Regions from separate parts of the Mus musculus genome. Here all the other regions are linked to region 1. Evidence: chromatin loops called from intact Hi-C (ENCODE). Cell type or tissue: left cerebral cortex. All regions are shown on one strand. Region 1 has its middle 42 kb from the start of Gm41042. Region 2 has its middle 18 kb from the start of 5930438M14Rik. Region 3 has its middle 31 kb from the start of Gm36475. Region 4 has its middle 28 kb from the start of Gm41040. Region 5 overlaps Gm41042 (a long non-coding RNA gene). Region 6 overlaps Gm36427 (a long non-coding RNA gene). Region 7 has its middle 50 kb from the start of Gm36475.

Region 1 (4,000 bases):
ACCATGTTTGCCAGTTACTGCTGGAACTGCTGCTGCTGTGATCACTGTCTTCCTTCACGGACATCAAACCCAGTGTCTTTGACCTTCTAACATGGACTAGATAGTGGTAATCCAGGACTCCCTAGGCCTTCAGGCCAGTTTGGGTCAGCTGAGACATCCAGCCATGTGGACAGCAGCTGGCAGTTTTAAGTCTCTCCAGTATGAAGATAGCCATTGTTGGGTATATCAGATAAGTCAATCTAATAAATCCCCTTTTGATGGGTATTTATTTTGTCAGTTCCGATCCCCTAGAGAGACCTAGCACCAAGAGTGGGAATGGAGAGTAGGAAATTGTAATGATTCTCACACAGATCTCCAACGTCAGTGAAGTGACGTGACATAAAGGAGGAATAGTCATGGAATGAAACTCCTACTCCTATTTGAAAAATAAGGAGAAGAGTTGATCTCTACATTCTAAAATATCCACCTTCTTCTACATATCCAGCTTCCTCAGGATTTTCCATTCCAATGTCATCAACGCTGTAAAACATCCTTATGAGTGACTAATAACCTCAGTGCTCCCAGAGTTCATGCCTGCACTCAGTGTCTCCCTTCATGCTTTCCTCCCAGATGCCTTCCTTTCTGCCACACCCACACTGACACGCCCACACTGCCATTCTCATTCATGGTTGACCATTTCTTCTATCAGCGCCATGCACCCAGGGGGGGAAAAAAAAAAAGAATGTCTTCAAAGACCAGAGAGGGGCCAACTTCAACAAATTTCCTTTTCTCCTCTCAACAAATACACAGACAAGACAGATCAGAGGATACACCAACACTGCCTGGGCCCAAGCTGCCAATGCTGGAGTAGCCACACCACACTGATGACAGTGCCTGATCTTACCATAGGTGTTTAGTTCCCGCCATTATGAAGTTTGTTCTGAACAGTGATTGGAAAGCCAGAGAAACGGCTCTGAGGATGGCACAGTTTGCACCCAGCCAGAAACCTGAGTTCAATCGCTGGGACCCAGGTAAACATAGAGACTCAAACTGTCCTCTGACCTACGTGTGTGTGCTGCAGCATATACAGACATGCATAAAATGTAATTTTAATTTTTTTTAAACTAAACTTGAATGGATCAGAATCACCCAAACTTCTAATAATTAAAATTTTAGGTTGCCATATAAAACTATTATGGTGGCATTTTCCTTGTGTAGTATGAAAATATCATTTCTCAGATAACATCGACTTAAAAAATAAATAAATAAATAAATAAATAAATAAACAGGGCCTCTCACCGCCCTGGACCTCACCAAGTAGGCTAGCCTGGCTGGCCAATGAGCCACGGGGATCTGCCTGCATCTTCCTCCCCAGTGCTGAGTCTACAGCTACATCCTCCCAAGGCGAGCTCTTATCACTTAGGTTCTGGAGATGAAGCCTGAATCTCTGTGCTTACAAGCTGTCCTGTCTCGGGTCCATGTTACGGTATTTTGACATGTACTCTGCTCATGCTTGGCTCCCTCCCCCGCTGACATCCTCACTACCTCCTCCCAACCCCTGCCTCCTGCTGGTTTGTTTATTTGTTTGTTTTTTGAGGAGTTGCAGGGGGGTGGTGTTGATGATAAGCATGTGTATGTGTGTTGTGTGTGTGTCTGTGCTGTGCTGTGCCGTGTGTATACGTGTTGTACACATGTCAACATGGGTGGGAGTGGCATGCAAATGCTTCTTTCTCATCACAGCCTGTTATGACTGCTGTCATCCTCATTTTACAGGGAAGCAGTTTGAGGCATCGCTGAAATTAAGGAACTTCCCAAAACCACTAGTTTGAGGCGAGGTTTAAGGAATTCCTGGTGTGGCAGCCACCCTCAGCAATGCTGCAGATGCCCTCTGCAGGAGCCAGTCAGGAGAGTCAGAGTATAAGTTGTAAATGGCCAGGATGAAGATAGATACTCCTGCAGAATCTGCTGAGGGGCGGTGAAGCTCTCTTCGCCTGCACATCTGGCTAAGAAGACTAAGACAGACCAGCTCGCTTCACTGCACCTCAGCTTTGCAGATTGCAAAACCAAAGACCAGCATAGCTACCACCTACCACCCCCAGCTTGTTCCTAAGAAGGAGATAAGAATTCTCGGCTATTATGTAAGATGCAGCTTTCTCTCCAGCCTCTTGCTTGCTGACGAGTATGAAAGTCTCCAAACCTCCTGAGGGGCAAGGCTCACCTTCTCCCTGGAACCTACCACCACCAGGATCTCCCTGTTCTTCCGTCGCCCACTCTTGGCCCATCTATCTATCAGGCCCTGTCACTGATAGACTGGGAGCTCTAAGCTCCAAAACTGTTCCTAGCGTGATGCATATATTTTAGAACCTCTGTTTGTTCCTGTGGAGTGACTATCTGACAGCTCAGTTGGACACATTTTTAGGTGTTCTGATTCCACCCTCAGCCTGTACCTCACAAGCCCCAAAGGCATATGTTGAAGGCTTTGCCTGCTGTGCAGCTGGCAGGAGGCATGTCACACCTACTTTGTAAGCTTAGGAGGGCTCCTGTCAAGAGCTCCATCTTCTCAGAATTAAGACTCTTCTGAAAGCTTCTCTTGGTCCAGCCAATGACAAAACTGTCCAGACAATACACAGATGTCCTGGAGTCCAAGTCAGCAAATAAAAGCTGATTCCTTTTTATTTCCTTTTCTTGGCTTTGCTTGTGGAAGGGACAGCCAGCCTCCCTTTCCCCCAGTCTCTTCTCACCACTGTTTGTTTATTATTGGAGCAGAACAAGACCCCAAGAGCTGTGCCCTTGGTCTGAAGTTCTGACTGTAATGGGAATAGTCACCAGGGGATGAAGTGTCACTGTGGTTCTCTAATGATCAAGGACAGCATGCCTGTGAGAGAGTGTGCAGCCAGGGTCTCAGGCTGTCGCCACATGCCTTATTCTGCCTCTGCTCTCTGCCCTGCCAACAGCTAATTGATTCTTGAAAATGCTCAGAGGTAGTTTGAGTAGAAAAGACACTTTATATCTGCTTACAACAATTCTCCAGAGGGACAAAAGAAAAGAAAAGAAAAAAATCTTTCCCATGCCCAGATTCCTCGGTTTGACTCTTTCTCCTATTCAATTCCCAGTTAGCTAAAACATCAGCATCCAAGGAGGCAAACAGAAGATTCCTCTGATAACCTGTCCCTGCCAAATGAAGAGCCAGGCATGTGAACAACGAGCATAAATAGTTAAAATGAGTGAGGAGGTAGGGAGGTAGGGAGGCAGGGAGGGAGGCAGGGAGAGAGGCAGGGAGAGAGGCAGGGAGGCAGACAGGAAGGCAGGGAGGGTGGCAGGGAGGGTGGCAGGGAGGCAGGCAGGCAGGGAGGCAGGCAGGCAGGAAGGCAGGGAGGCAGGCAGGCAGGAAGGCAGGCAGGCAGGAAGGCAGGAAGAAGGCAGGAAGGCAGGAAGGCAGGAAGGCAGGAAGGCAGGAAGGCAGGAAGGCAGGAAGGCAGGAAGGCAGGAAGGCAGGAAGGCAGGAAGGCAGGAAGGCAGGAAGGCAGGAAGGAAGGAGCCTTGTAGCCACTGACTTAAGAGAATCACTACAACCAAAGGCTAACAATTCTGATGAGTAAACACGGATGATGATAGCCATGAGAAGCCAGAATCCCACCATGCAGTCTCCCGGCATCTTCATTTAACACTAGCTAATGCATAAACTCCAGTATACTGGCTTGGACCCTCCCACAGCAAGTTTACAGTTTTTACATATAGACTCAGAAATGAGGTCAGACTTCTATAAACCCATTCCCCAAAGAGGACCGAAGAACGGCTGGGGACTTCTTGCCGTCTGAGTGGTAATGGGGCTTGTCTCTCTGACCCTTCAGTTTTATCTTCTGCCTACAATGCATTTTGCATTTTCAGAACCTGTCTGTGGGGGTGGCTGAAAGAGTTGAGGGAATATTGATAACAGAACAGAGCTTTTATCAAAAGCTGCTTCTTGTAAGTGAATTTGGCACAAGCTTACAGTCCTTCCCCTGTGGCTGATTGATCTCAG
Region 2 (4,000 bases), 260 kb before region 1:
GCAGCCCTTGACCTGTGCCTGAATTTGAAGCCATGTCCTGACACGGAGAAAGGAATACAACCGGAACCCACCCTCACTAGGAAGCTGTCACGGGTGACTATGCTGTGTAGATGCTGCTGTGGGCTGCTTGAGAGTGAAAAGGATTATGTTACAGTCCATTAGGCAGAATAGGACCCAGCTCTTACATGAAAATCCCAGGCCAGATTCTTCCTAAATTTAAACCCCAAGCAGCCTCTCAAATATCCATCTTAATCCCGAATCCTGAAATCTTGTCCCTTTGGTCACATTTTAAACGTTAATGTCTCATTTGACCCTTCTTTCCATGGATTCAATAAGCATGCAGCGGGTGCCCACTCAGAGCATGCCAGTGTCAGCATCCAGAAACCAGCAGGTACACTGTTTCAGAGGAGTGTCTCTTCAGCCCCGGGGGTGGGGCATGGGGGGTGGGGAGGACATTCTGGCTTTGAACTAGCTCTGTGAATGTGTGCTCCAGATAAAGTCAAGCCTCCATGTGGTATTCCAGATTTAAATGGGATAAATCGGGATGTGATAATGTGCTTCAAAAAAAGATTCAATATTTTACTTTTAAAAAAAAATCACAGAAGGATTCCCTTTTAATCTAAACTGCCTTCAGCCCTACCCACTTCTCACCAAGTATATTAGTCAGGGTTCTCTAGAGAAACAGAACTGATAGAATTATATATATGAAATATATATATATGAAATAAATACCTATATTTCATTCATATGAAATATATATATTTCAGAATCCAGGATATTTAAGAGACTACTTGGAGTTTAAACCTGGAAAGAATTTGGTCTGGAAGCTTCATATACACACACACACACACACACACACACACACACATAGAGATACAGAGAGAGAGAGAGAGATTTTTATTAGAGTGGTTTACAGGCTGTGGTCCAGCTGTCCAACAATGGCTGTCCAACAACAGAAAGTCCAAGAATACAGTAACTGTTCCATCTTAGGTGATCTTCAGGAGACGCTGGAATCCTGAAGAAGTAGGCTCTAATGACAGCAAAAGAGTGGACTTGCTAAGCAAGGTAAGGGCAAATAGGCAAAGAAAGCAAGTGCCCATCTTCATGTCCTTTGTATGGGTTGCCACCAGGTATGGCCCAGATTAAAGGTGGCAACACTTCAAAAGATCTGAATTAAAGTCGTCTTCCCACTCCAAATGATTTAATTAAAAAAAAAAAAAAAGTCCCCACAGGTGTACATAGCCAGTTGGGCTTTACTTAATCCTGGATATCAAGTTGACAAACAAGAATAGCCATCACACTAAGTAATTTTATGTAAATTCTCAATATCCCATTTATTCTTAAATGAAGTAACCCTGCACCATATGCCAGTTCCCCCTGGGAGAAGGAGAGAGCATACAGGAAGAGCCTCAAGATGGCACCATCCTTTCCCACCCAAAACAGGACCAGCTCTGGGAGATGGCCCAGCAGGAGACCACAGGCAGGCTGGAAAGAGTCCAAGGACTTTGCTACTAATGGCTTGCTCAGAACTGCTGTGCAACCCCTTCCTTAAAGAGCTGAATCCAGGGCAAAGAAGATCTAGAAAACTGGTTCTCAACCTGTGGGTCACGAGTCCCTTGGGGGCTGCCTAAGACCGTAAGAAAACACAGATATTTACATTATGATTTGTAACAGTAACAACATTATACTTCTGAAATAGCAACAAAAAAAATAATTTTACGGCTGGGGGTCAGCACAATATAAGGAACTGTATTAAAGGGTCACAGCATTAGGAGGGCTGAGAACCACTGCTCTAGACTGAAGAGGAATTTTCTTTCAAATTTTTGTTTGTTTGTTTGTTTGTTTGTTCTTCTCACTGGCAAGAACGGGGACAAAAGAGAAAAAAAAACTCAATAAATATGTTTAAGAGTTAGACCTGGTGAGTTAATGACAACTCCTCTCTCCTGACAATTTCAAATTTTCAACTGCTTAGATACTTAATTATCCACTCCCAGATCTCTCTTCACACCTCTGAGCAAGCTGGCCCGTTGCCAGCTAGTGAGAACAGTTACTTCACTGAGCTTCTGTGTGAGAGAAAAAGCTTCCGCGTGCAAACACAGACTGAGGACAGGAGAGAGAAGCGGAGGGCCCCTGAGTTTACAACAGGCCTCCTGTTAATTTTGTCCCCATTGGGGTTTCATTTACCAGCGAATGCACTTCTCTTTCAGACCCGTATTCTGCTGGGAAGCGTCCTGGACTGGCTGCACAGTGGTTTAATTGACATTAAAAAAAATTAAATAAATAAATAATGTAAAAGCAGCCCTAACATGCTGTTGAGAATATAAATGTCGTATCAGCGCCACAGCTCACTGTCAGCCCCACTGAGGCAGAAGCAACTGAAGCCAGCCTTAGATGTTTGCACAGTTCATTCAAGGGTTCTGAGAGGATTCACACCCAAAAAAGTCTCAGAGTAATGAGGTTTGTTCAGCATCCACTACTACCAAAGGGTCTCAGAAGTCAATCAAAACACCCATCAGTGTGAGAGCTTTGTTTCCGAACAAAGGAGCATGTGCACGCTGCCCCTTTACTCAGCCAGGAAGACAGAGTCTTCTCAAGCAAGAAAGGAATGCAGCTACAAAGAGAATTATCTCGCAGTAGAAATAAACTGAGTTGCTTCTTCCTCTCCAAGATTATAACGGTCCAAGCCCATTACAGCAAAAGGCCCTGTTTCAACGCATGTCTGTCCTAGTTTTGCAAGGTCTCTCCTGGCCTAAGCAGCTGGGTTTTAGCACACTAGAGGTCCAGCACTTACTCTGTCCCACTTTTATAAGTAGAGGCTTCAGGAGAGTCTGAGCCCCTGACCATCAGAGATCTGCATTTGATGTGCCCAGGAAAAAATTCTTTTGGCTTCTACTTAGACACAGAACTCAAGTTCAACTTTGGCTGCCACTGAGTTAAGAAGTAAGTTGCAGATACCTTAGCAGAATGGAAGCTACAGGATGAAGGTCTGGATCGGGCAGAAAAACCTGTTTGGCACTAATCCATAGCTAGTCCCCTTCCAACAGAAGGCGTTGAGCAGTATACTGGGGTACACAGCTGCCTGAGCTCCTGATAACAATTCACCTGCTCCCACACACTCTCCATTCACGCTCCATTTTCCTCCTCTTTAATTTATGCAAATGGAAAGAATTCATGGAAAATTTTCCCAGAACAGTTTCCTCCAGAACACTCAAGTTACTAGAAGCTACCAACTGAAAAGTTAAGCCTTGAACTTTTGGGAGCAGATAAAAAGCCTGGGAGCGGGGGGTGGGGATCACTCATCAAAGTCACGGAAGATTTGGAGTCCATCTGTGAACATGTAGGATGTTAGCCAAATAGCAAAGTTATACCAGTGGGCTCTATGACAGCCACTCTGGCTACTTCATGATGCCCTCCTGCTACCCCTGGGGAACATTGCACTATGCTGCAACATCCTGCATTATAACTGACCACAGAAGTCCTAGGGTGAGAACAGGTCAGGAAACAAACACAGAAATGCAGGAGGTAGCTATCTGATGCCAGCTTGCCTAGGGAGACCTAGGGATTACAAATGAATGGCTGAGAACGCTCCTCCAATCCACCATAAGAACCGTTTGGAATTCATGAACAAAGTACAGAAAGCTGAGCAGATGCGCAGAGCTGATATACTGGTCTCCCCTTTGTTTTCCCCTGCCTGCGTTTTTATTTTTCTGTCAATTGGCGGCCACTAGCTCCTGAAAGCATCCCAGAAATCATTTGAGCCTTGGGCTCACCTGCCCCATGCACTGTTCTATGTTCCTGGGCCCCATTATTTCAACACTGTCTTTTTTTTTTAGGGACAACTCAACATCAACTAAAATTCAAAGGTATTGTTGAGATCTGGTTGGCTGCATTCTCTAATAAAAGATTCACTGGCTCCTTTTCCTTGGTGAGTTATCCCAATGTAGGCTAACTATAGAACAGGACCCCTCCCCCCCGCCACAGTACCAAAAGTACACTTATG
Region 3 (4,000 bases), 550 kb before region 1:
ACCCAGGAAATATTAAGGAGGGAGAGAAGCCGTTATCTCACAGATTCGTTCTCTCATGTTCCTGAGCATGTAGGTTTATCTCTGAAATGTGTGGGGTGATGTGGGCTGGATACTAGCAATACCACTGCCACATGGGTAAAAGAATCATAAAATTACTGTCAGAGTAACTTGGAGAGGATTGAGAACTGAAGACCATGCACTGGAAAGCCCATTCAGTCTATTTTCAGACTCTTAAGAACAATGCCTTCTCTTAGTAGCATGACCTTGAATCTGTTTCACAGTGGGATTCTGCTTTCTCTCTTCTAAATCTCAAAACAGACCATCTTCTCTTACTGCATACATTTTTTTAATCCCTACCCTACGGGATAGATGCTATGATAAGAAGTCTGATGCTCAAAGTCTAAATAATTTGCTGAATTAGACCCAATTTATTCATAAATGGAAGCAAGAGTTAAAATTTAACTTGTCTCCTGGGTTCCAAAGTTTGTGATTCCCCAACTACAGTGTGCTGTCCTGAACTCATTTATTCCTCAAAACAACAACAAACAGAGAAATGAAAAGCTAAAACATCAGACATATAAAACCATGGTTCATATAGACGGGGTCCACGAGCAGCAGTTTCGATATATGGGCAAGACATACATAATCATATGTGGTGTTTTAAATGAGAAATGTCCCCAGAATCTCATATATTTGACTATTTAGTTTCTGCTCAGTGGTGCTGCTTGAGGACGTTATGAAGCCCACCTGGAGGAAATATGTCATTGGGGGTGGGCTTACAGACGTCATTCATAGCTTGGACCCACTTCCAGCTATCTCTCTCGCTGGTTCATGTTTGCTGTTGAAGGTGTGATCTCTCAGTTCCCACTCCTGCCACCTGCTGCCATGCTTCCCCTGCCATTACAGACTCGCCCTTTGATGCATGAGCCAAAATAAACTCTTTCTCCCATAAGCCATTGTTGGTCATGGTGCTTTATCACAGCAACAGAAATGAACTCATGCATCTAAGGTGTTTCTCTAACCTGACCGTAAGGTGACACATCATCAGGCAGCCTTTCTGGAAACCACACTGCCAGTCCAGTTTGCCTAATCCTAACAAAATAAATGAACCCGCTCCACCGCATGGTTCACAATGGACTGCTTTTGATGGGATCGGGAGAAAGAGAAACACGGTGTATCCTTCCTACTAATGCAGTTTCAGAGCTGTGCAAATGTATTTGGTAATGTTTAGATAACAAGGGTTATTGGGAAAATGGTAAAGGCTCAGCAAATTTTGCTGCAAGATACTGCAGATGGGAGGGACTCGGTGATGAAATGCCTCTTACAGAAGTGTTTCAAACAGTGGGCTCTCTGGGATCATGTACGTATGGTGCCAGTGCTGTGGTCTTCAGGGCCTGTGATTCATAAATGGTCAACTAGATGCAAATGGGTTTGTGGCCTCTGGGTTTTGTATTTCTCTTTCTTTTCTTTTTAAAAACCACAAAGCAGGCTGACTTTTTCTTAGCTCTGTACGGTACTTGCTTTGTGACTGAGCAAGCCTCCTCCTAACCCCCACCCCCAATCTCCCTGGGCCTCAGTTTCTACCTCCTGAGGAGGAAGAGTTGGTTATGTGATCCTTCAGGTCACTTCCTTCCCTTGATTTAAACAGATTCACAAAGGTTAACAACTGACTAGTGCCCTCTACAGGGGACTCTTTCAGCAGTGTGGGAACCCAGGGAAAATGCTAGCAAATATATATTTGCTATATATAGATGTATGTACAGTGTCTATAGATGTATTTGTGTTCTAACCATATACAATATATAATTAATTAATGAAACATAGTTGTGAATTAATTAAGTCTTAGATTTCGTCCAGACTTCATTGTTCACATAAGGAACACAGGGACCACCTTGGATGCAAGCTTCACTTAGTCCTGTGAGAAAAAGTTTTCCAGGATGTGAATATAAATATGCAGTTCAGTAGTTGTCTGATAATGACCTTTGCCTGGCTTTTTCAGTTGTCATCAAAATACCCTTCCCTCTCCTTCTCAGACAACTGGAACGCAGCATTTTCTAAGTTTTCTGTATACTTGCTACTCTTAAGAGTTGATGGACTGTGGATTTTTCCATTAGAGAGGGAAATGGCCATTTCAGTGTTGCCTGTAATAGCGTGAGCCCCTCACTGTGAGGGTGGCTTCTCTGCAAGCGATCAGGAGGCCCTTTCACGACATTGCCAGGAGAAAATGTAGGCGTGTTCAGTAATTGATTGATTCCCCTTCGCTTCAAGCAGTGCTGAAATGTTTAATCCTTCATGCTGAGACCCGCCCAGAAGTTAGGACATACTATTCATTCCTAAGGTGTAGGACATAGAAAAAAAAAAATGTCCTGGAAGGCTTTCAGAATAAATTTGGGTCTGTGTAAGCCTTCTTTAACATTTGCAAAACTAATCGCTATTTTAAGTTTTATTACTACAAAAGTCATGTGTGCTTTGTGGAAAGTTATAAATTCAGATAAAGAAAGTTTTAAAAGTGCTAGCCCCACATTCCTACCCCTTACAGGTTACCACTCTTAACACCTGTATACACTACATGTTTCTATCAAAATGAGATAGTGTTGTACATGCTGCTTGTAAACTGCTTTTTTTAGTTTATGAATCTTTCCTTGCCAATAAATTTTTATCTCCTCTAAAACCCAGTCTATGTTCAAATTTGCCCTGCTTGTCTGCAAAATGTCTTTTTACAGTTGGTTTGTTCAAACTAAATTCAAGTGCAGGGCCCTGCATGGCTTTTAGATATCCTGTCCAGTAAAGCACATGAATTTAACAATTTTTCATAAACTTAAAAAAACAGGGAAGGTTGAAGTTTGCTCTCTCTCTCTCTCTCTCTCTCTCTCTCTGTGTGTGTGTTCAGATTTTATTCTTTACATAAAGCAGATTTGAAAAAAAAACTGCCTAACTTTCTGCTTTATCTTCACCTACAATCACTACGCCTTATTGGTATAACAGATGGTCAGATTTTAAATGTACAGCCTTTAGTCTAAAATGAAATTTGTAAACCTGCTTGAAATCTTGGAAAACATCTCTTCTTCTCTTAACCACTGAGCCATCTTCTCTCTCTGTAGCCCACATTTGTTTTTCTTTAAGTTTATTCAGACCTAAACATAGCAAAGTCAGTCAAAATTTGTATCAGACATATAGCAAGAGAGTGTGGTCAAGCAAACAGGCCTGGTCTGCCCTCATGGTGCTTCAGGTCTGGCAGGGAAGGTAACCCACAAGTTAATTGTTAACACAAAGTACCAAATTAAATGATGACACAGGCTGGTATTGAGGGGGCAGAGGATAGAAGTTATCTAGGCACAGGGAGAGACTTGGGGAGGCAGGTCTGGTCTGGTGCAAAGGAGGGCTTCTCTAAAGGAATGTCTATTGGAAAAGGAAGGCAAAGCCTACTTTTGGCATCAGAAATAAGAATTTGCTAACATATTGGAGTTAGTTGTGAGTCATTTCTCTTATGACCAGAATAGAGAAACCATGGGCAAAATGGAATGTGATGAGCCAGGAATGAGGTCCAGGTCGGCGCATCCAGGGCCCTGGGCCATGGCAATACTGTATTGATTGTATGGGCAAGAAGGAGCAGTGAATGACTGTAAGCAGTAGCAAGCATGATCTGATTGATGCTTTTGCTAAGGACATGCTCGCTTCTGGATAAAGACCACACTGAGGAGACAGCCATGAAGACAAGATTGCTGACAAGACAGCAATGAACCTGATGGAATGCCACCTTAGCGGATCAGTTGAGATTGAATGTCTTGGCCTTGATTGGTGGACAGAGTAGACTAAAGCGGATCAACTTAGAGATCCATTTAGCTTTCTAGGAAGTGGAACCAGAAAGATGTAGGGACTGATGTGATTGAGAAGGGGGAGGGAAGGAGGAAATACATGCAATGATGTAACTATTTAGACTGTGTTATGGAGCTGTGCAAGTAATTACACTCCAGGTTCAAGCTAGCTAAGGACCTAGTGA
Region 4 (4,000 bases), 63 kb after region 1:
AACCCACAACGACTGGCAGTTCCCACCCACTGACGCCCACATGCCTGTTCTCGCTCACCCATAGGGTTGCCAAGGCCTGAAGAAGGCGGCACTGGCAGAAATCATAATTATGGATTTCATAGCATACTTCAGCTTCTTGAGAACACGTTCTCCCTTATCATATGCAAATCTATTGTTTGACTTTGAAACATCCCACTAACTCTCAAACACGCTGTTGGAAAGTCATCAGCCACAAAAAAAAAAAAAAAAAAAAAGTAAGAAAATCTCCCGTCTGAATTATACACGTGGCCTTGGGATTCAGGAAAGGATATCTTGGGGTTTTAGTAAGACTGGAAGATTCAAAACATATCATGAAGAGGGACAGTGAGGTCATCAAACACAGTTCAGTCAGCAAGGACCAGACTGTGACAAGACAAGCTTGGCAGAGAAGCTTGGAGCAGCAAAAAAAGGAGAGATGCAAAGATGGTCCCAACCATCCTGAGCTCTCTCTTCCACGAGAGGAAATTCGTAGACCTTCATCACTGTTGATCTAGACAAAAAGACAGAGTCGAGCTGACTGTGTGAATACTGTAACAGATGTGTGCTTCTGGACACTGTAGGGAAGGCAGGTGTTGTTTGGAGGGATGGCTTTCTCCTTGAAAGATAAAGAAACCAAAGGACTAAGCAATCATCTAAGACATTTTTATAACTTGTTACTACGAATCAAATATTTACAGACAAACTATTGCCATGGTATTCTTGGATCAGGTATATGCTGACCAAGCAAGGGCAGTGGAGAGGGAAGAGGAGAGGAGAGCCAAGCCACCCAGGTTATCTGTCTGGCTGCTTGCACTGGTCCAGTGTGTCTAAGAATCCCACAAACCTATCCATCCCCTCTGCTGTGTTCACCTGACCTTTCTTCTATTTCTTTTTCCCTTTCTCCATTACCCCAAGGAAATAATCTAACCACTCCAGCTTCCTTTGCATGCAAAATGTAACTGTTCCTTTTACTTCTTTCAGATAAAGGCAGGCTCTGGGAGGGAGAAGGAAAAAAAAAAAAAAAGAGCTCCCGGCTTCTTCAAATTAGCTCTGAAATAAAAGTCACTGCCAGATGTTATATAAAAGGTGACGTAATCCTAAACTACTTCATTACATATGCAGCTCGGCTCTCCAGCCCAGGGGGAGTTTATTACATTTTGTCGATTCCATTTTCTATACCCACATCATTTTTACATAATTTTTCCTGCCTGACAGGCAGCTTCACATTTTCACAGCAACCCATCAAGATAGCGTTACAAGAGCGCAGGGAACCAGGTTAGCAGTTTACAAATAACGGCGCTAACGAGTCAGATTTGTCCCCGAGATACAAATCAGGGGTAAATGGTCCATCCATGCGTGAGAGAAGCACATCTATTTTAGAATAATAGAGAGGAAACAGAGCACTTTTCAGCCGGCACTGTATTCTTTCAGAGCGTGTACTAAATCTATCGCAAAAGTAGGGAAATAGAGATGTGCCCATCTAAAGTTCTTCTTGCCTTTCCCTTCGATGTCCTAATAAATTCCTGGCTCGAAACGAAATAGATAGCCATAGAACATGCACTAAGATCAAAGTTACTGCCTTTTCATATTCGCACAAAATTTAGAAGAGGACACGCCATTTGTGCCAGTGAAATATCTAACTACTGAGATGCTTCAAGTGCAAACATTGCGAGACACTTCCTCCCACTCTCCAAGTGCTAAGAAGCATCCTTCGCCCCCTCCTTCCTCGGCTCTCGCGGCTGCACTGCCCTCTAATGGCGAATTGTGGCAGTGCAGGCTGAGCCCTCGCTCCTTGAGAACTAAGGATTGGAGAGGCATTTGCAGGAAGTTCTTAGTTCTGGTGAATTTACTAATTCCTCGAGGAATAAGAAGGTTCCTGGGACTCCCACTCCCAAGAGGTGGTGCTTACCTGAGCCAGCGAGGTAACTTAAGGGGTAAATACACTTGCCACCAAGGCTAGTGACGTGAGTTCCATCCCTTGGACTCACATAGTAAAAGGAGAAAATCAACTCCTACAAGTTGTCCTCTGACCCCCACATTTGGGCTGTGATGCATGCCCTTTACAGACTCACGATCGATAAATAAGATGTAATATGTTTTTCTAAAAGATTGATCTTTCCAAAGTTTCATCTCTCTAGGTTTCAGTTTTGAAGAAAAATTTGGTAAAATGAACCTTATTGTTTTTCCAGTTTGTGCAAACAAAATAATGGACACTTTTATCCTTTTATAAGAGTAGGATGTGAATGTGGCATAAGGGGAGATAGGAAAGTTGTAGGAACCGACTGTACTCAACCCTTCCTCAGGCCTAGGGAACAGAGAAATTAACAATCACCCCCCCCCCAAATAAAATGTGTCTAAGCTCAAACTTTGTCTCCAAAATCAACATATTCCTATTCCTATAAATGATTTCATATATCAATAATTCTTTTCTTTTTTTCTTTATTTTAGCTTTGTGTAACAATGTTTTTTTATTTTATATGTATGGATATTTTGCTTGCATGCATGTCTGTAGTGGCTATTCCTGGTTGTCAACTTGACTATATTTGGAATGAACTACAATCCAGAATTGGAAGGCTCACCAGTGACCCTTATCTGAAGGCTGGGAGATAGAAGTTTCTGGTCTGGATCTTGGTATGGAGATCTTGAGGCATAGTGGCTATGGATTCCAGAAGATTAAGACAGGGAGATCTCCGAGTTCAAGGTCTTCTGGGATTAAAGATGTGGTGGCACACACCTTTAATCTGAGCTACACCTTCTACTGGAGACCATATAAGGACATTGAAAGAAGGGAGTCTCACTCTCATTCTTTCGCCTGCTTGTCGTGTGGGACTGAGTAACTGCTAGATCCTTGCACTTCCATTCACAGCTACTACTGAACCATTGTTGGGAATCGGACTGCAGACTGTAAGTCATCAGTAAATTCCTTTACTATATAGAGACTCTCCATAAGCTCTGTGACTCTAGAGAACCCTGACTAGACAATGTCTGTGCACCATTTGTGTGCCTGGTGATAGCAGAGACCAGAAAAGGGTGTGGTATCTCCTAGAAGTGAAACTGTAAATGTTTGTGAACCACTATGTGGGTGCTGGGAATCAAACCTGAGTCCTCTAGAATAGCAACCAATGCGCTGAACGACTGAGCCATCATCTCTCCAGTCCCTTATTTTAGCATCTTAATTATATGTAAGGGGGGAGGTGTTTGTAAACATGGTTTCCTGAGGAGGCCAGAACACATTAGATCCTCGGGAGCTGGTGTTAGGTTGTGACCTACCTCACATAAGTTCAGGAACTTAACTCTGGTCCTCTGCAAGAGCAGTATGCACTCTTAACTGCTGAGCCATCTCTCAGTGAGTCCTGAGAATTCTTTTTAAAGCAGCTTTTCATCACAGGGAAGTTATTCATGCACACAGTACATAAGTCATTCCACAATCCTGTTCCCACACACACAGCCCTGGCGATCCCATCTCCTCCTTACCCTTGCAATTCTAAAATGTTTATGTCACTACTCCTGGAGTTCTCCGGTTCAGCATTACGTATTCTGCACCATGGAAGATGACTTCATGCGTGCACAGCCACCTGCACACACACAACCCCGCCACATACAGTCTTCCCAATGGATTGTAATTTTGCTAAGAGGGACCATCAATGTTTATAGGATGATGAATATTAAATTTTGACAGTTCTACCTTGTATTATGCCATGCTCACCTCCCACCCCCTTGCCTAGATAAACTGTTATTCTCCCCGGAAAGGGAGGCAGGGAGTCAGGAAGAAGGCAGGAAAGCAGGAAGGAAGGAAAGGAGGGAAGGAGGAAGTGAGGAAGGGAGGGAGGGAGGGAGGGAGGAAGGGAGGAAGGAAGGAAGGAAGAAAGGAAGGAGGGAGGGAGGGAGGGAGGGAGGGAGGGAGGGAGGGAGGGAGGGAGGGAGGGAAGGAAGGAAGGAAGAGGCAGGCAGGTAGATCCTTTTTCCCACCTTTAGTTTTGCA
Region 5 (4,000 bases), 70 kb before region 1:
TTATAATTCCATCTCTGGAGAATCTGATAACTTCTGCAGGCACCTGCACTCATGTGCACATACTCATACACAGAACCACATATGCACATAATTTAAAATAAAGCAAATTATAAACATACATATCGAAGTACATCAGTCTAGAGTGCTAAGCCTGTCTAAACCAACACCTCTGTGATCTGACCCTTAGATCCCTCTTCTACCTCATCTGCTGTCATTTAAACTAATTGACTGTTGTGGCATTTACCAATATTTATGATATTATATATCTATTTATTTGTTCATAGACCAATTTCTCCTTCAAAATGCAGTACCTAGACACCAAGGCCTCTGTTTCATTTATTTCTATATTTCAGACCTTAGTATGGTGCCAGACACATACTAGGCCTTTAATACTCTCCCATCTAAGGAATGGACAAATGACCCCTTGTTACCTGCTTAGCAGTATGTCTAGTGGCTAAAAAAAATTTTAAACATTTTTTAAAAACTATACAACTGCAGACTGTATGGTACTGATCACAAGTCTTGCTGTTGGTCAGTCTGAGTTGCCACTATTAAGCAATTGGATTTATATAAAGGAGAGAGAAACGTGGCTCTCTCGAAGATAATATTGTAGAAGGATAAGATTTGTACTGGGATTCAAAGGGCAGGTCATTTTTAAGTGAGAAAGAGAAGAAAGAAAGACTTCTCCGGTTGTTACACATATTGACCATTGGGAACCACAGCCCCCAGCTTTTGCCTCTCCATGCATCTCTGAGCAGTTCAATTGGTGTATGTTGAGTTTGAAGTTCCGGTGAAATATGTCTACCTCATGCTGGGAAAACTGAACTTGGAGCTTGGTCTTGAGACTTAGAACTGGAAATCTCCTGTAGAAAGTTGATGCTTGCCATGAACACTATCCAAGAATTTCTAGCTTCCTTAGACCTCAGCCTAATACCCTCCAGGATTGGTGCTTTCAGACCAACAATGGGATTCACAATGAGAACCCACACATTCCACCTCCAGCTCAGCTGAGCAGCTGCATTGCAAGAGTGGGTAGCATCAGACTGTTCCTTGAGGTGCACATGCCCATGCTTAGAGCACCAGAGGCTGGAGAACAGCTGACCTCACATCTCAGACAGTTCTAGTTTATTCCTCTGCTCCAGCATAGTTATTAATCATGCCCCATTCACTCTCCAAATCACCCTAGTTCAAATGACAAATTAGTCAGTCTGTAATTCCCCCAAATGACAAACTGCCCAAATAGCCAATTTCCTTAATGACCCATTCCTCAAATGACCAATTTACGTAATGTCCTTATGTCCTTTAACTTTCTAGTTTAGTCAGTTTTTATTTTACTTTCATAATACCACTTTTAAAATGTTTAAATAGTGGCTTGGGAGATAGGTCAGTCATTAAAGTCTTATCATGCAAGCATGAGGACCAGAGTGCAGTCTGAAGAACCCATACAAAGAAAAACTAGAAGTGGGAGCCTATGGGCATATGCTTAGGACACCAATACTGGCAGACAGAGACAGGCAGATTCCTGGAGTTCACTGACCAGACAGCATAGCCTACATTCTAATCTCTTGGCTGGTAGAAACTGCTGCCTCAAAAGACAAGCTGTACAGTTGTTGAGGAGAAACATCCAAAGTCGACATATGGTCTCCACCCATACATACAACCCACCCACACTTGTGCACACACACACATAATAAACCTTTTTTTCTCTTAGGTCTGTAACTCCACTTCCAGGAGATCTGACACACTCATACAAACATGCATGCAGGTAAAACGCCAATGCAAATGAAATAAAAGTAAATAATTTTTTTAAGTCTCCTAGCTCTCTAATGCTTGAGTTAGATACTTAAGCCGCAATCAATGCACAGCCCTGCCATGACCCCACTCCTGCCACCTGAGGACTGAACTGAATTCTGCACACCTTCTCCAGGAGGCACCACCTACTCCCTCTACAGCTCCCAACCCCTGCTACCCGCTAACCCATCGGTAGAACTCCATGAGCCTTCCACAGACTTCTAAGTATATAAAACAAGAACATAACTCAACAGAAAGTTTCCTGCAGAAGTTGTGCCCAGGCCTAGCTGAACCAGAGCTGTTTCTGATGACTCACACATCAACACTGAGTGGTTCCCAGATGAACCCAAATGCCATCTGCCTGGTGCAAAATGTGTCACATTAGGGTAAGAGTAAACAGAGATCTAAAACCCACTCAACAAAAGTGGGGCAGATATTCACACAAAGAAACACCACCATTGGCCTAACTCCAGATGTATAGGTCCCATCATATAAACAAGCATGAATAACCAGGGTAATATATAATATCCAGAAATTAGTACTACTTTAGTAATGTTCCCTGAGAAAAGCATCTTAGATGACACCCCAGACAATTAATTCAAAATAGCAATTATAAAGGAACACAAAGAAGAAATTAATTAAATACTGGAAGGAATATCAAAAAGCACAAACCACTGAATTAAATAAAGAAAAATCAAGATGAAAATAAGCATTTAATAAAATAAAAATTATAAGAGTAACTGGTGGCCTCACTGAGAATGGCCCCCATAGACTCATATATTTGATTACTTGGTCCCCAGTTAGTAGAACTGTTTGGAAAAGATTAGGAGATATGGACTTGTTGGAGGAAATGTGTCATTGGGGTGAGTTTTGAGGTTTCAAAAACCCACACCAAGCAGCTGGGGGAGCACCCTCATAGAGGCAGGGGGAGGGAAGATGGGAGAGGGGGCTTATGGGGAGGAAACTGGGAAGAAGATAATATTTGAAATGTAAATAAATAAAATAACCAATTTTAAAAATCAATTACAGATTTTTATAAAGCTATAACAATTTTCAGATCATAAATTAAAAATATTTAAAATCATATTAAATTTCTGGGGAAAAAAGCCAACACCATTTCCAGTTAGCTTGCTCACTCTGTCTGTCTGTCTATCTATCTGTCTGTCTGTATGTATGTATGTATGTATGCATGTATATCTGCCTCATGCTTATGGATCTGATAGAATTTCTGAAGAAAGCTCAAATTGACATGAAAATTTCAATGATTCAAGTAAAAAGGTAAATGGAAGGCTTCACTATTATAAAAGATCAAGTAAACCAAAAAATATCAGAGCTTAGCAAAGACAAATTGAATTAATTAGAGAAAATGATAGAAAACATTGAATCTTTTTTTAAAAAATGAACATAACATGCAGGAATTCTGAAACACTATAAAAAGAATAAATCTAAAAATAATAAATATAGAAGAAGTGAGTGGGACTCAGGTCAAAATATAGAAAATGTATTCACCAGAATCATACAAATTTTTCCAAATCTATGGAAAGAGATCAATATACAAAAGGCACGTGGAGTACCAAACAGACAAGACTAGAGAAAAAAAAAAAAAACTTCCCATTCTATGTAATAGTCAAAACACTAGATGTGTAGAACAAAGAAAGGATGTTGAAAGCTACAGGGGGAAAAAGACCAAGATAAAGGCATGTCTATTAGAATAACAGCTCATTTTTCATTGGAGATGTTAAAAGCCAAGAAGGGCTTAGACAGATGTTCTCCATGTTCTGAAAGACTACAGATACAAACCCAGGACAATATGCCTAGCAAAACTATCAGTCATAATCAAAAGAGAAGGAAAATATTCTATGGCAAAGGCAACCCAGAACCCAACACATTAATAGTAAGGGACTCTTAGGGTGTAGAAATTGGTGGATCTCTGAGGTTGAGGCCAGCTTCATCTACATAGCAAGTTCTAAGCCAACCAAAGCTATATTGTAAGACCCTGTCATTTTTTTTAAGTGATTTCAGTAGCCCAGATAGGCAGATTATCCAGACCAAAGAATGAACATAAAAATAATGGTTCTAAAGGCATCATAAATCAAATGTTCCTGATAGGAGCATCTATAGAACATTCCCTTCAAACACAGAAGAGTACATATTCCTACCACTGGCCAGTAGATCTCTAAAGTAGATTGCACATTGGAACATAAATAAT
Region 6 (4,000 bases), 280 kb before region 1:
TCCCAAAGTGTGAAAATGCTACATTTTTATATTCAAATGATTTGAAATAGATGAACAAAATGCTTCCAAACTTGCTAAAAATATCCATCTTCAGGCAATAAAAAGAAATCACTCTAAAGGGTCACTTATTTCAAGCAACTAAAAGGATTGATTTAGGTTATCCGTGAGCCACATAGCTGACTGCACCTGGGACACATGGGTAAAGAAAGGCCCTTCACAGCCTTCCCTAGATCCATAATGATATGTTTAGCGGAACTAATTTTAGACATGTCAGAAGCTTTGGATTTAGTATAGCAGAAAGTACTGGTAACAAGGCTTTGGTCAGTGTCCGTCAGACATGAGCACTGGTCAGTTTCAGGCATGGGCATTAGTCATATTGAACTTGGCTGGTGACGTATTCCTAGAAGGACAGTGGTCACAGGAAAGCTCAAAGCCCACATATACTTCCTGGGAGGTCTTCTTTCCCCCGTTCTATTTACTCAGTCCAGGCAAGAGAGTTTTGAAACCATCAGTGACAACTCCATCTTCTTCACGACCTACTACAAACAAACACTTCTACTGATCCATTCGAAACTGCCTGATCTTTCTTCCTTGACTCACAGTTATTTTTGGTTCAAGCAAGAAGTAGCTGGCCTCCAGTCAGCCTGCACAAGCTGAGGTTGCTATCCTTGGTCAGAGGAGGTAGATAGTCAATATGTCATAAGGTAGACCTCCATCCGAGCTCCTTAGGGATGAAAGCTCACTGGCTGGCCTGCGAACGGCTGCTTGAGCAAGATCTTTTGTCTGAGATTTGGATCTGCATGTGCCTACATTAACTTTAAAGAAACAGTAGCTGTCCCATCGCTGGGGTTCACCTTGACACAGCCACCCTCTTCTCTACCTTGTTACACTTTACAGAAGGATTTCTGTACCCTACTTTCTCCAGCCTGGTCCGCTTTGTGCCATTCCATACAGATCCTTCTTACCACTTCCCCCCAAATTCACCATGAATGGGTTTCTGCTCCAGGACTCCTCCCCCCACCCCACCCCCAGAGTCAGAGGGAAAAAGCCTTCGGTGCTATGTCTTTCTAAAGACACTCCAATGCTGTAAGGAAAATTCAGAGTAGACAGCTACTGTTCTCTCATTTTATATAATGGGAAAGCAAGACTCGGATTTCCTTAATGTGCATAACAATTCAGCAAAGTCAGAAACATTTCAACGCTATCTTCCCAAATGTCAGCAATCAATCATATTCCTCACCCATCTTCCCTATTTCTCACCAGGAGTCAGAAAGTGTGGGGAGGGGGGGGGGCAGGAAGACAATGGAGATGAGAAATCCACAAAGGGGGTCGGAAATGTAAATGAGAACCAGAAAGCCAACTAGTGAGAAAGGCTGATCCCACTTTTCTTTCCAAGTGTTTTCTTTGATCTCTTTGGGAGCTCTGGCCTCCCAACAAAACAGTCAGATATTATCAACTCACACCTAGCCTTGGGCATCCGTAGTCCAGGGACAAGGTAAGGCAGATATGAATGTGGCTTTCTGAGCCTCACGGTTTCACTCTGTGGCAGTAGATGCTTCAGCGGTCGGTATTGTGAGTATGGATCTTAAAGCAGTCACCCATCTATTCAGCAGTCATCTGCTGAACATCTGCTGTGTGCTGAGAGCTCTGCTGCACGCTGGATGGCGCATGAATATGAAAGAGACGTAGTTTTCTCACTAGAAACTTATAGTTTAATAAGACAAACATACCCCTGCAAACTCCAGGAATGTGATCTCACGAAGCCGAAGCTGTGACACCAGGATGGCTCAGATTCGGGCTTTTAGAGTTAAGTCAAACTAAGTATTACTGATGGAGTCAAAAGAAGAGTATGGTAAAGCACTTTCTGTTGAAGGGATCTAAGAACCTGTTGTTACACACACGGCACTCTGAGCTTCATCCTTAGGGCAGATTTAGATTTCCTCACTGTATGTCAGAATCCAGCAAAGCCAGAATATCTCAATGAACAGAGAATCTAAGGTTGTCTTCTCAAATGTCACCAATCGATCTCACTCATCACCATGTGTCAGAAGAGTGAGGAGAAGGACACAAAGACAGCAGGGATGAGGAGGAACAAGGAGCAAAGAGCCTTGACAACAGAAAAGGCACAGGGGCAAGGGAGAAAAGATTTGCTTGGCAAGTACCGATTAGACCTGTTTGGCTAACACAGGAGAGGTTAACTAGAGGGATGGAAGTGTGTGTGAAGCCAGCTAGTGGACTCTTAAGAGGAGGAGGCTAACAAGCTCAATCTGAACTCTCCAGGTGATGAACTGTCACTTTGGACATACCCGTTGAGTCCCAGTGACAGAACTAGGGGTGAGAGAGCAAGAGATGAAGACTGCTGTGGGAATGGGAAATGGACTGGCATGTGGGACACTGGGAATGCGGAAAGGAAAGGTCAGGAGTTCTGCTATAGAGACTGAAACTGCAAGCCTCCTCGGGGCCTTCTGGTGGACGTAAAAATCCACATCAAGGGACACCTGGAAGTGTGAGGCTTTGAGTGTGCCACTGAGATGACCTCACTGTTGCTCAGTATTGATTAATTAAAGAGATGGGCTTTGTTTGCCATACATTAAAAATATTTTATCCATTGATACCTGTGCACACACACACACTTTCCTTGCTTGGTGGTTTTATGTTTGTTTGTTTGTTTGTTTGTTTGTTTGTTTAGTCAGGGTCTTATTATGTACCCTCAGTTGATTAGGGACTTGGTCTCTTAGCTCAGGATGACCTCAGACACACTCAACTCCTCCTGTCTCTGCCTCTCAAGTGCAAGGCTTATCAGCACGAGCCACTACATCCGGTAAAATTCTTTAATTTCATTATCTCTTCTGTGTGTTTTCAAAATAGAGAAGACTCATAATAAGCAGCGACACCAGACATCACAGACATTTCAGACTTTAAAAAAATAAATAAATAAAACAAGCAGCATGATCCTTGCTGATGTGTAAATATAATGCGCCAGGCTGCTGACTGTAAAGGAAAAACTGTCCAAACAAACTATCCAACATGGCTTCCCTAGGTGTCTACGGATGCCCCTGCTCTCCTTCCTTTTTACATTAGAGATTTTTTAGGAAATGGCATTATTGAATCTAGGAACGCCTATCTATGAAGGGTTCCAGATTAATAAACCATCCCAGCTGCACCTAGCAGCCTTCTGATACTTGGTCTCTAAAGACACCTTCATTATCTGGACAGATACTAAAGAATGTGGGCCAGGGGCTCAGGGTATAGCTCAGCAGCAGGCCACACGCTTAAGGGTCCTGGGCCCTGGATTCAATACCAATCATAATATGAGGACAAAGAGTTAACAGTCCCCTCCCTAGCTCCTAATAGACAATGTTGCCCACCGTCTTTCTCAAGTGGTCTTTCCTGATAAACTCGAAGCAGCTGGGCTCCCACTCATGATGAGTGCTTCCCTCTTCCTTTCTCTCCCTTTCAATATAAGAGGCAGCCAGCACTTACTGAGCACCAGCTGTACTGCAAGCTCTGGGGCCAGTGATACAAATGCAAAGCCTTTGTTTTAGGCTAACACAAAGAACCCATTGTCCTTAAACACAGAGACCTTCTCCACCCCAATCTGGTGGGTTCAGAGATGTAAGGGAGGGAAGTGGTGCCCAATGGTCAGCTTCTTAGCTCTGGAATCCTAGCTAGTGACTCAAACCCACAAGCTCTGCTCTAAAATGGAGATGACCAACTGCCTCAGACGTTTCTGGTAAGGATTAAAGGAGATGTTCCATGAAAATATTTTAGAGTGACTGTCCACTAGAAAAATCTCGATAAAAAGCTATTACCATGGATAGTATTTGAATAACGAGGGAAATCTGAAATTGACCTCCGGTGGATGTGAGGATAACTATCCTTTTAGCAAGAAAAAATAAAAATACTTGCTGGAACTTCACAGAAAAGTCTAAAAAGCAATATCCACTGCAGCTTACGTGTTCCCAAGAGCAGTTCTTCAACATGGCCAACACGTCATGTT
Region 7 (4,000 bases), 530 kb before region 1:
TGCATAGTGACCATGAGGACACCAGGACCCAGGGCCAAGTATCCAGAACTAGCAGTTTGTTGCTGGGGAAGGGTGCGTGACATTTTCCTGTGTGTTTTTCTATTTATTTTAGTGCCTAGTGTCGTCTTAGAAGCGTCTTAATGTATGACTTAGAATTTGCAGCCTGTCTTCTGTTTTCTCACCTGGAATGAAAACACACCTTTTGCCAAGTCATTTCTACTTGGTGGGAAAAAAAAAAGATGGAAGAAAAAAAATGTTGTCTGGCAGGTCAGATTTCTGTCTCAAGGTGGGAAAACTCTATAATTTATATGTAAAAAGTAAACCTCTCTCAGCCTATGGGCTGCGAAACACTCAGTGGCTGATTCTAATTTTACCCCCAGTCCCGTGCTCATTTTCTCAAATGACTCTTGCCTTTCTTCTCTATATTTTTAAACCTAGAGAATCAAGCTCTCTGGTCTCACATGGGACCATGGGGTTGCACTGGGCTCTTGCAGAAGATTCAGGGACTGTGGTGACATGAATTTGAGCATAAAATTTAGCCATGCAGCTCCACCTGAAATATGAAGCAAAGAAAAGATCTTAGATTCATGAACTTCAATTTACTCTAAGGGAAAACTTGATGAGAGTTGGAGCTTGGTCTCAAAATAGCCTGGACAATTTTAGTTTCCCGACAGCATTCGGTGGCAAGCCTGCTAGAGAACACCATCTTGAACGCTCTCATTTGCATGCCGCACATAGCACATCCTCTCGGCACAACCAGAGCTTCCTAAGCCTCAGTCACCAAACTGCACCTGGCACAGAGCACAGTGCCCAGGAGGGAGAGCATTAGTTGGCCTTCTACCTCATGGTTTCTGTATTTCTGTCTTTTTAAATAGCCAGAGAGGTATTGGAGTGAAGTGGTTAGGGCCATAGGTTTTGGAGTTAGGACTCTATTCTGCCATGTGCTGGATACATGATCAGGGCAAGTTCCTTAACTTCTCTGTATGGCAGCCTTCTAAGAGACAAAGTATAACAGGACTGAGCACAGAACCTGCACACTGGGGGGAGGGGGCTCAGAACCCTCCCCTTCCTGCCTTTCCTTTCATTTAGTATAAACAAAGATGACACACACGGTATGTCAGCACATATGGAGTTCTCATGGGGTTGTCAGTTTGTCTTCATCACCAGGGTTCTGATGATGCAGATCTTAAAGTATTATTTGTTACCATTATTGTTTATAAAGTGGCACTTGAATGTTTCTTTGACGGGGGACAATCCTGGTGTGACAGACCTCTGAGAAACATTCAGCAAGCATAAAGCAAGTGTTTCCCTTGCCAAAGCTTCTGTGGAAGAGATTGAACAGGATAACCCCTGGCTTGTTAAGATCTTGGTGCCTGGCTACTATTGGCAACACCAAAGAACAGTGTTGTCTTGCAAGCACACATTTGTAGTGGGATTCAGAGGAGTTGAAGAACAAAGAAATTCAGACTCCTTCCATTATTATTATTATTGGGATATCTCTGAAACATTAAAATACTTTTTGCTTTATTACTTTAACAGAAAAGGACACTGAAGTGGGAACCCAGGAAGAAAACCATCAGGTATTGAGTGATTCAAATTCAACAGGAGAGTCAAGGTTGTCCGAGGGGAGCTGTCTGACCCTGATGCTCCCCTCTCCTCACTCAGTCTCCTCACACCTGGCCTTGCCTGGTGAAAATGACTTAATATGTGGGAAAGAAAACTTGCCTTGCTGTGGCCCTGCTGCTAAGGCACCGAGCCTCCATGCTGGGTGGAACAGGCTACTCTGGGGACAAGCAGCTGGCCTTCCAGCCATCTCTGGCTCAAGCACCTGTGGCCCAGGCAGCCTCTCTGCTTGTATCACATTGACAGAATTTCTGATTCTATCATAGACACAGCAAGAACAGTTATCTCTGCCATGAGGGAATGTGGGCTAAGATTTTCAGACTTTTCATAAGCAACAGTCAGGAACCAAGGTACAAACTTCTCAGGGAGAACAAAGGAATGGGATTATTATAAATTGGGCATTCAAAGCCATGTGGCATCATTCTACCTTCCAAACCAACAAAGTAGGGCACATTGGCTATGCCCACATGCATCTGAGTTGGCTCCTAACAGCTGTTTCTGAGTCTATCTGTAACTCCTCAAAGAACTTGTAAAAACTGAAGTAGCTGGCACTTCTGTCAGATGAGACCCATGACCCTCCTGTCTTCCAGACACCGAGTAAGGGAATATACTGAAGTAGGAGTTAGAGCCACAAGTCGTTGAGCTTATCTTTCAACTTAAACAATAATTTTTAATTTTGACACCTGTTTCTACATCTTCCCTCCTACTGGTTAGACCTTTGCCCAGTTTCAAATAATTATTAACACCTGGATTTAGTTCCAGGTTCCTGTTCTTGAAAGGTATAGGTGAAGTTACAACTGGTTCTGCACCTCAGCATTCATAAGGGACGGGTTTCATTGCTGTTAGGAGACACCATAACCAAGGCAACTCTTAGAAATGGGAGCATTTAGCTGGAGCTGGCTTACAGGTTCAGAGGTTCTGTCCATTATCGTGGTGGGAAGTGTGGCAGCGTGTAAGCAGACATGATGCTTGCGGAGCTGAGAGTTCTACATCTTGATCCAAAGTCAGCCAAGAGGAGGCTCTCTTCAGAATTGGGAGGAGCCTGAGCACTAAGAGACCTCAGAGCCTGCCTACACAGTGACATACTGCCTCCAACAAGGCCACACATTCTAACAGCGCCACTTCACATGAGCCAAGCACCACAGGTGCCTTATTAGATACCTGGTAGATACTTGTGATGGTATTAGGAACAAACAGTGAACTCTTTCTTGAGGCTCTGTTTCATGCAGACTCAAAGGTAGCATCTAGATTGGTTGTACTGTATATGGTTCAGTTTTAAGTCAAGAGTTTGAAGGGGGGATCTTTCCTTTTATATAGAGATGTTAATATGAACAGAACTGGCAGTTTTGCCATGGAACCCACATCACATTTTTTTACTTGCCAATCTCAAAGCAATCCCCAGCATCAGTCCTTTCACTGCATTGTTACTAGGTAGGGAAAGTCCTCGAATGTGTCTTCCCTAATTATGCGCATGAGTGTCCAGTGTCAGCTTTGTGAGTGACACATGGTGAGCTGTTGAACTTGAATCCAAGTTTCCCTTCTTCCCTTTCGTCCTCCCCAGCAGGCCTCAGTTCTCACTCACGGAGTCACCAGACAGATGCAGTAAGAGCAATAGAAGCTTTCATGGAAATTGGGTCATAGGAATTGCTTCATAGGATTTGGTCTCGGAATGAGACGTCAGTGTTAAAAGATACCATCCCTCTATGAGTCTGAGAAGCCACCTCATGATTTAGGCTGGAGTCCGGAGTGAGCCTATTGGAAAGAAGTCCACAATGTGATCACAGAGCCTTTAAGATAGCACGCATCCATTTAAGGGAGAAAGAAGGCTCACTTCTCATGCAGAGTATGCATTCTCTCATCACATCCTTCAGCAGATGTTATGGTAGAAGCATAGATTTTTAGCAATTCTTCAAGTTAATCTTTTTGCTTTCCTGGAAAAAAAATGTGCTAATCTAAAGTCATCCAGTTGAGTGGCAGGTCCATCACCAAGATCATAGTTTTGTTATTTTAAATGCTCTAGCATCCTATGTAAATCCCAGTAAGGCAAGATGCTGCCATGGAGTTGGTTCTAGTAATGGGGGGGGGGGGAATCAGACTGTAGCTTAACAGTGAGAATCCCAAGATGATCATGCCACAGAGGGAATGAGGACATTTATCATATGCCAAGCTCATGCCATATACAAAAGCTGTCTGTATGCTTCCCAATCCTCAGATCAAATTTATAAGGGGAGACAGGTTCATTCCATGTTATTGATGAAGATATCAAGACACAGAGCTCTGCAGGTCTTTCCTAGCACTGGAATAAATATAGCCCATCTATAAGCCATCTACTCTGAAGACCCAGAGATGGTAGACTGCCTGTCACAGCTTTGGAAAG

The links. A loop is a pair of places that touch in the nucleus more often than their neighbours do. Peaks named below come from ENCODE experiments on the same cell type or tissue, not always from the same donor. Only the 100,000 strongest peaks of a DNase experiment are listed, where the experiment ranks them.
Region 2: it touches region 1 in a loop (5-fold over the local background); 2 of 42 quality-filtered maps call a loop at or near these places.
Region 3: it touches region 1 in a loop (2.9-fold over the local background); 2 of 42 quality-filtered maps call a loop at or near these places.
Region 4: a loop joins it to region 1, with 6 times the contacts of the local background. A loop is called at or near these places in 3 of 42 quality-filtered maps.
Region 5: a loop joins it to region 1, with 4 times the contacts of the local background. A loop is called at or near these places in 2 of 42 quality-filtered maps.
Region 6: it touches region 1 in a loop (5-fold over the local background); 5 of 42 quality-filtered maps call a loop at or near these places.
Region 7: a loop joins it to region 1, with 5 times the contacts of the local background. A loop is called at or near these places in 3 of 42 quality-filtered maps.

The regions. Positions count from the first base shown.
Region 1 is chr13:100,953,131-100,957,130 of GRCm38, reverse strand. No RefSeq gene overlaps it. Among named protein-coding and RNA genes, the nearest start is that of Gm41042, 42 kb to the left of the region's middle. In left cerebral cortex, a CTCF peak has its summit at 1,878 (motif pointing left); DNase peaks (open chromatin) are centred at 1,428, 2,100, 2,374 and 3,147; H3K27ac peaks cover 2,851 bases.
Region 2 is chr13:101,211,810-101,215,809 of GRCm38, reverse strand. No RefSeq gene overlaps it. Among named protein-coding and RNA genes, the nearest start is that of 5930438M14Rik, 18 kb to the left of the region's middle. In left cerebral cortex, no CTCF peak of the experiment used is centred here; DNase peaks (open chromatin) are centred at 460, 2,053 and 3,084; H3K27ac peaks cover 2,068 bases.
Region 3 is chr13:101,507,787-101,511,786 of GRCm38, reverse strand. No RefSeq gene overlaps it. Among named protein-coding and RNA genes, the nearest start is that of Gm36475, 31 kb to the left of the region's middle. In left cerebral cortex, a CTCF peak has its summit at 1,700 (motif pointing left); DNase peaks (open chromatin) are centred at 1,673 and 3,131.
Region 4 is chr13:100,890,113-100,894,112 of GRCm38, reverse strand. No RefSeq gene overlaps it. Among named protein-coding and RNA genes, the nearest start is that of Gm41040, 28 kb to the right of the region's middle. In left cerebral cortex, a CTCF peak has its summit at 1,773 (motif pointing left); DNase peaks (open chromatin) are centred at 433, 1,167, 1,721, 3,450 and 1 more place; H3K4me3 peaks cover 668 bases; H3K27ac peaks cover 3,410 bases.
Region 5 is chr13:101,023,286-101,027,285 of GRCm38, reverse strand. All of the region lies in intron 1 of Gm41042 (a long non-coding RNA gene), which reads right to left. Among named protein-coding and RNA genes, the nearest start is that of Gm41042, 28 kb to the right of the region's middle. In left cerebral cortex, no CTCF peak of the experiment used is centred here; DNase peaks (open chromatin) are centred at 1,027, 1,617 and 2,111.
Region 6 is chr13:101,234,877-101,238,876 of GRCm38, reverse strand. All of the region lies in intron 2 of Gm36427 (a long non-coding RNA gene), which reads left to right. The region is part of intron 1 of 5930438M14Rik (RIKEN cDNA 5930438M14 gene); the gene reads right to left. Among named protein-coding and RNA genes, the nearest start is that of 5930438M14Rik, 4.8 kb to the right of the region's middle. In left cerebral cortex, no CTCF peak of the experiment used is centred here; DNase peaks (open chromatin) are centred at 340, 692, 1,620 and 3,575; H3K27ac peaks cover 3,424 bases.
Region 7 is chr13:101,487,876-101,491,875 of GRCm38, reverse strand. No RefSeq gene overlaps it. Among named protein-coding and RNA genes, the nearest start is that of Gm36475, 50 kb to the left of the region's middle. In left cerebral cortex, no CTCF peak of the experiment used is centred here; DNase peaks (open chromatin) are centred at 46, 691, 1,993 and 3,323; H3K27ac peaks cover 4,000 bases.